2 separate regions of the Homo sapiens genome follow, and region 1 is linked to region 2. The links are chromatin loops, found by intact Hi-C in ENCODE. Cell type or tissue: OCI-LY7. All regions are shown on one strand. Links, peaks and the distances in the headings refer to the core of each region. The heading gives the core; the rest is flanking DNA. Region 1 overlaps LOC112268102 (a long non-coding RNA gene). Region 2 overlaps POLE (DNA polymerase epsilon, catalytic subunit).

Region 1 (2,803 bases), core at 170-2,669, 190 kb before region 2:
ACGCCGGTCTCTCAGTGTGGCAGCCTTGCGCGCGAGCAGAAGCAGAAGGCCTAGTTCCTACTCTGCAGCCTTGGCTGCCGGGCACGGAGAACGTTTTAGCAGAAACACCTCTGCAAAACCACTTCCTGGCCCGGGCCCAGCCAAACACCATCTTCTCCTCCACCCCAGGGCTCCGCCCCCATCTCCAGGCTCAGCCCAGCACCCCCACCCCCGAAACCCCCAGCCCCACTGCATCTGCCCTGGCCATCTGCCTCCGCCCTGCCTCGCTAACACAGTTATTAATGAGCAATTTTCCTGTAATTACAACGCAGTTATGCCAGTTACCCCGACCTGCTGACAGAGAGCATTCACTTCCATGTGGCACTAGCCCCCAGGCCTGAGAGGACGCAAACACTTGCCCCTCATTCGCTGCCCCCACCCCCACTCTGCCAGCCAGCACCACCCTCCACCCACTCTAGGCCCTTAAGAAAGGAGGGAAGGGCCGCGGGGAGGAGCTCTCAGATCCCGAGGCCCCACTCCCCCTGCAAGGAAGGCTGTGAGCTCGGCCCCAGCCCACCTGCCAGCTCCCCAAACACCTCCCACCTCCCTCCGCCGCCTCCTGAAGGGACTACACTCCCCTGGCTCCTCCAAAATCCGCTAATGAACAGCAGGCGCAGAGGCTCCGCCACCGGCGTGCTCCTGGCCTCAGCCCTCCCTGTTCTGAAACCGCCTTTGCTAAGACGGTAGTAGTGAGGAATCACGACAGTGGCAGAGGCCAACCTGACCCGCTCCACCTGCCTCCACCCCAACCCGCCCGGCTGCTTCCTGAGCGTGGGCCAAACTAACTTTGACAGGAACTTAGTTTACAGTTTAAGTTGGGAACAAAAAGGATAACAGCCCCTCCCCAAAACAGATTCCCTCCTCGCTTGGGGGGACCAGTCCCGTTGTAAAACCGACAAATAACAGCAGGATTAGGAATTCCGGCTCAGGATTCACGCAGCCAGACGCCACAGGACTCCTCCCCAGCCGCTCCTGTATATGACGTCACCGCCGTAAGACCACAGGACACCGCCCCAGCCGCGCCTGTAGATGACGTCACCATCGTAAGACCACAGGACCCTTCCCAGCCGCTCCTGTATATGACGTCACCGCCGTAAGACCACAAGTCACCGCCCCAGCCGCTCCTGTAGATGACGTCACCACAGTAAGACCACAGGATACCGCCCCAGCCGCGCCTGTAGATGACGTCACCATCGTAGGCCCACAGGACCCTTCCCAGCCGCTCCTGTGGATGACGTCACCGCCGTAGGACCTAAGATTGATGCTGGAGAGGTTCTTCAGACCCTGCGTTCTGACGGCTCCGCTGGCACCACCCAGACGGGTAAACTAGCTCTTCCGGTCTGTGGCCCTCACAGGAACCGACTCGGTGCAGGAGGACAGCTTCAGCCCCTGTGATTTCATCCCCGACCAACCAGCCAGCACTCCCCACTCCCTAGCCCCCTGCCTGCCAAACTATCTTTTAAAAAACTCCAGTTTCCAAATTTTCAGGGAGGCTGATTTGAGTAATAATAAAACTCCAGTCTCCTGCTAGCTGGCTCTGGATGCACTAGACTCTATTGCAATTCTCCTGTCCTGATAAATCGGCTGTCAGGCAAGAAGAACCCGTTGGGTGGTTACAGTTTCAAGGCTATATTCAGAGAACTATCCACTAATAAAATCTCTGTTTATGCAGTAGGTCCCACCCCACACCCTCCCTGCTCAAACTGCTGCAATCCCGGCACAGCTTTGTTGACAATGTACCCATCAGCCAACAAAATGTAACAAAATGCACTTTCTTTTAGTTATCTCCTGCTACGTAATAAACTTCCCCGGGAGGTGGAGGTTGCCATGAGCCGAGATTGCACCATTGCACTCCAGCCTGGGCAACAAGAGCAAGACTCCGTCTCAAAAATAAATAAATAAATAAATAAATAAGCCTCCCCGGAGCTTGATGGCCTAAATAGCAATCTACCGTGAGTGCTCAGGGCTCTGGAGTTGACTGGGCTGCGCTGGGTGCTTCCTGCCTAGGGTCTCCAGTGTGGTTGCAGCAAATGCAGGCTGGAGCTGTCCAGCATCTCTTTCTGAGTAGCCTCTCCACGCTCAGCTTGGACCCCCTCACAGCATGGCTGCCAGGGTCATCAAGCTTCTTGGCAGGCAGCTGGCCTCCCCTAGGACAAATCCCACAAAGCTGAGGCAGGAGTTCCAGGGCTACTAAGACGCCGTCTCAGAGTCACAGTCTGCCACCTCCAGCTCATGCCACTGGCTACACAGGCCCAGAGTCCGTGCGTCTGGGGAGGCACCATCCTGAGAAGCCATCTTACGAGTGAGAAGTGGGTGCCAGGAAATGGGGTGCCACCATGATTAGCACCCCAAATATGTGCTGTCACCTTTGGAGTCACGCAGAACCTGGGGGCCTCCAGGAGTCTACGGGGGATGGTGGGAAGGCTGGGGAGGAGGATGGGAAGGAGACCCCCGCTGAGGGCAGGCGGAGCGCTGGGGTGGCACCACCTCTGGCTGCGGGGAAGGTCGTGGCCCTGCGAGGACCTGTCTAGACAGAGGCTGAAGTTGGGGGCGGGGAGGTGGGGGGCAGGCACGTGAGGAGCCGTTGAGTTTGCAGAATCTGGAGGAATCAAGAGGGCCCAGGACAGTCTTTTAAGCCAGTACCAGGTTCTCAAAGTGAGAAATGGCCTCTGGCCTAAGGGTGAAGACCTCAAAGGCGTGGCTGAAGCAGCTTTATTGAGATTTGCAAGATTCACAAGCTATCTTTTAGACTCGATACAGTCAG
Region 2 (2,760 bases), core at 1-2,500:
ACATAATCCTGAGAGAAGGTGATCATTCCTGGAAGTATAAGGATGCTGAGGGAGGGGTCTGGGACCTGTCTGGCACTGGGGACCTCCCACCTGGGGGACTGGCACCGGGGACCACCCATGGCACACAGAGGAGTTAGGTCACTGGCACATGGCAGTGGCCTCAAAAGACAAAAGACTGCTCACCGGGAAGGGCTCCGACCGCCCCCTCGGCCTCCTGGGAGAGCTGGCTGGCCCCCCTCCTCCTCACGGGGGTGCTCCCTGGAGCACTGCGCCTCAGCCCGTCCTTCATGCAGTGGTACACGGCCACGATGTACGCTGTGGAGAGGCACACACACCACAGGCCCTGAGTCGGGCTGCTGCAAACACCCTAGAATCTGAGGGGACCCATGGCTGGTCAGATTGCCTCACAGATGAGGCTAAAATGTCATTGTTAATAATTTTATCTGCAGCCTTTAGATGAGCTAAAAGTAAATTAGAGAAGTGAGAAGTGGAAATGAGAAGGAACACTCGCTGACACCTGAGTTCATTGTCAGAGAGAAAACTGTATAAATGGGGCCATGTACACTAAGCCTCTCACTGGGTAGCGCGTGAAAGACAGCTCCCAACACAAGCAAAGGCAGGGCCCCTGGCATCAGCAAGCTTCTCCAAAAACTACTCCGGGCCTGTCACCTGGCACTTACCCTTTTTTTTTTTTTTTTTTGAGACACAGTTTCATTCTTGTTGCCCAGACTGTAGTGCAATGGCGCAATCTCAGCTCACTGCAACCTCCGCCTCCTGGGTTCAAGTGATTCTCCTGCCTCAGCTTCCTGAGTAGCTGGTATTAAAGGTGTGCGCACCACACCTGGCTACTTTTTGTATTTTTAGTAGAGATGGGGTTTCACCATGTTGGCCAGGCTGGTCTCAAACTCTTGACCTCACGTGATCCACCCGCCTCAGCCCCCTAAAGTGCTGGGATTACAGGCATGAGCCACTGCGCCCGGCCAACCCGGAACTTTTCAAAAGAGACATAGAAAGTTGCAAGAGAGAACTGAGAAAGTTAAAGACTCAAGGACAAGTAGACAAAAATATAAAATGATCATCAACGAAGGCCTCTGTGACCGCATCCACCTGTGTGTGCACATCACAACCTGCTGTTTTTACTTAGGGCATTCTTTAACTTAGGGCTGTCAACTACAAACAGTGCTTCCTCGATACACTTCATCTGCACACTAACCTGCATAGCTTGATTTGCAAACTCTAAGCCTGCAGACCCAAACCAAGGCATAGGAACTCCCCCACCAGAAAGTTAGGCCTCACAGACCAGCCAGGGGGCAGCTGACCTGACCCAGGGCTTTATCTTCAGCTACTGAACGTGCACACACACAAATGTTCCCTGGGAATGTATGTGACTGAGTTACCGAATCAGATGGCGGGAGCAGAGCTAGGAAACTCCTCAATGACACGGCCAGGGGCAGCCGCTCCCCATGGAGTTTCCTGAGAGCAAAGGCTGGAGGGAAGACAGTCACCCCTCTCCGGGCCCTCCAGTGGAACATGCCTGGAGCCTGGAGAGGAGGCCCCTCGGCTCACAAAGTCCCAACTGCTGGGCAGGCTCCGCCCGATCTGATTTTCCCTGTCTCCCTTCTTGCGATACCATGGCACAGGAGCCACATCTACTAACCATGAGTCCCTTCAGTGGGGGCTGCGCAGCCCTGGGCTCTGGGCTTACCTGAAACAATCATGAGGAAGTAGTTCTGGCAGGAGGCTGCCTGTGGCAAAAACTGCAAAATGTTCCAGTTGTTTTCCAGTAAATCCTCCACGTTGGATTCCTCCGCCTCTTCCTCCTCCTCCCCATCTCTTTCCTCCTCATCGTCCTCATTTTCCTGCTCATCCTCTGCTCCCCCTGCTTTCTGGGAGTCTTGCTGTAACACATGAGACAACGCGGCTGTGTTTGCACCATCGCGGCCTGGTAGAGGGGTAGGATGCCACAGCGAAGGCTCCTCCAACCTGGGTCCATCTGCCCCGTTTGACCAGAGGCCTTCCTCGCAGTCAAGGCATCCCCTGGAGCCTGCGTGAATCCCCCAGGGTGGCTCCCAGTACAAAGTGCTTTGTGGGAAGCGCCTGGCACACAGAAGTGCTCGTGACCTGGGACTGTGAGCTTCACTCTGCTCTTCCAGAGTTCACTTTAATTGTTGAACTCCCACCCCCCAAGGACGAAAGAACCAGCCAGAGCTTCCCGGTGACTGTTCTCTCCTCTGAGTCCATGAATCTCCTGGGACGGCACGACCCCATCACAGACCCAGCCTCCCGCGCAGCCTGTGTTCGTGCCACGGCACCATCCACGTCTGTGTAGACACCGACACCCACTGCCACCTGCCCTGACCACACGCTGATCCCCTCCTCAGAGCGGTCTACACTGCCTGAGTTTCTACCCTCCCACTTTGTTCTGAATCCCTTCAATCAGGGTTTATCCCCCAACTCCAACCAGAATCGCTCCCATCCAGGTGTCCTGGGCAGTCTTGGCTTCATCCTGCCAGCTCCCAGAAGCGTCTGCGTCCTTACAAAGGGCTTTCCCTCTGACATCTGAGCCCCTGGCTCTGGTACCCACAGCTTCCTCTCAGTCCACTATGAGGGCCCCTGTGGAGGACACAGGCCTCCTCTCAACCCACCCAGCCACTCTCTGGCCACTCCTGCACCAGCTGACCACCCACGTCTCAACCTTGCAAACACCATGAGCCCCAGCCAGACGTGACCCCTTCCCCAGACTGCTCCCGACAGCCACCT

The links. A loop is a pair of places that touch in the nucleus more often than their neighbours do. Peaks named below come from ENCODE experiments on the same cell type or tissue, not always from the same donor. Only the 100,000 strongest peaks of a DNase experiment are listed, where the experiment ranks them.
Region 1: a loop joins it to region 2, with 15 times the contacts of the local background. A loop is called at or near these places in 1 of 110 quality-filtered maps.

Annotation. Positions count from the first base shown.
Region 1 is chr12:132,445,043-132,447,845 of GRCh38, forward strand. It overlaps LOC112268102 (a long non-coding RNA gene), which reads left to right. Exons shown (of 2, transcript XR_002957440.2): 2 at 1-1,964. Among named protein-coding and RNA genes, the nearest start is that of MUC8, 28 kb to the right of the region's middle. RefSeq lists enhancers at 339-1,026, 1,027-1,713. In OCI-LY7, for the core only: no CTCF peak of the experiment used is centred there; DNase peaks (open chromatin) are centred at 759 and 1,159; H3K4me3 peaks cover 1,664 bases; H3K27ac peaks cover 1,692 bases.
Region 2 is chr12:132,632,481-132,635,240 of GRCh38, forward strand. It overlaps POLE (DNA polymerase epsilon, catalytic subunit), which reads right to left. Exons shown (of 49, transcript NM_006231.4): 43 at 1,706-1,898; 44 at 184-315; 45 at 1-28. Among named protein-coding and RNA genes, the nearest start is that of P2RX2, 15 kb to the left of the region's middle. In OCI-LY7, for the core only: a CTCF peak has its summit at 1,298; DNase peaks (open chromatin) are centred at 571 and 1,151; H3K4me3 peaks cover 1,912 bases; H3K27ac peaks cover 2,500 bases.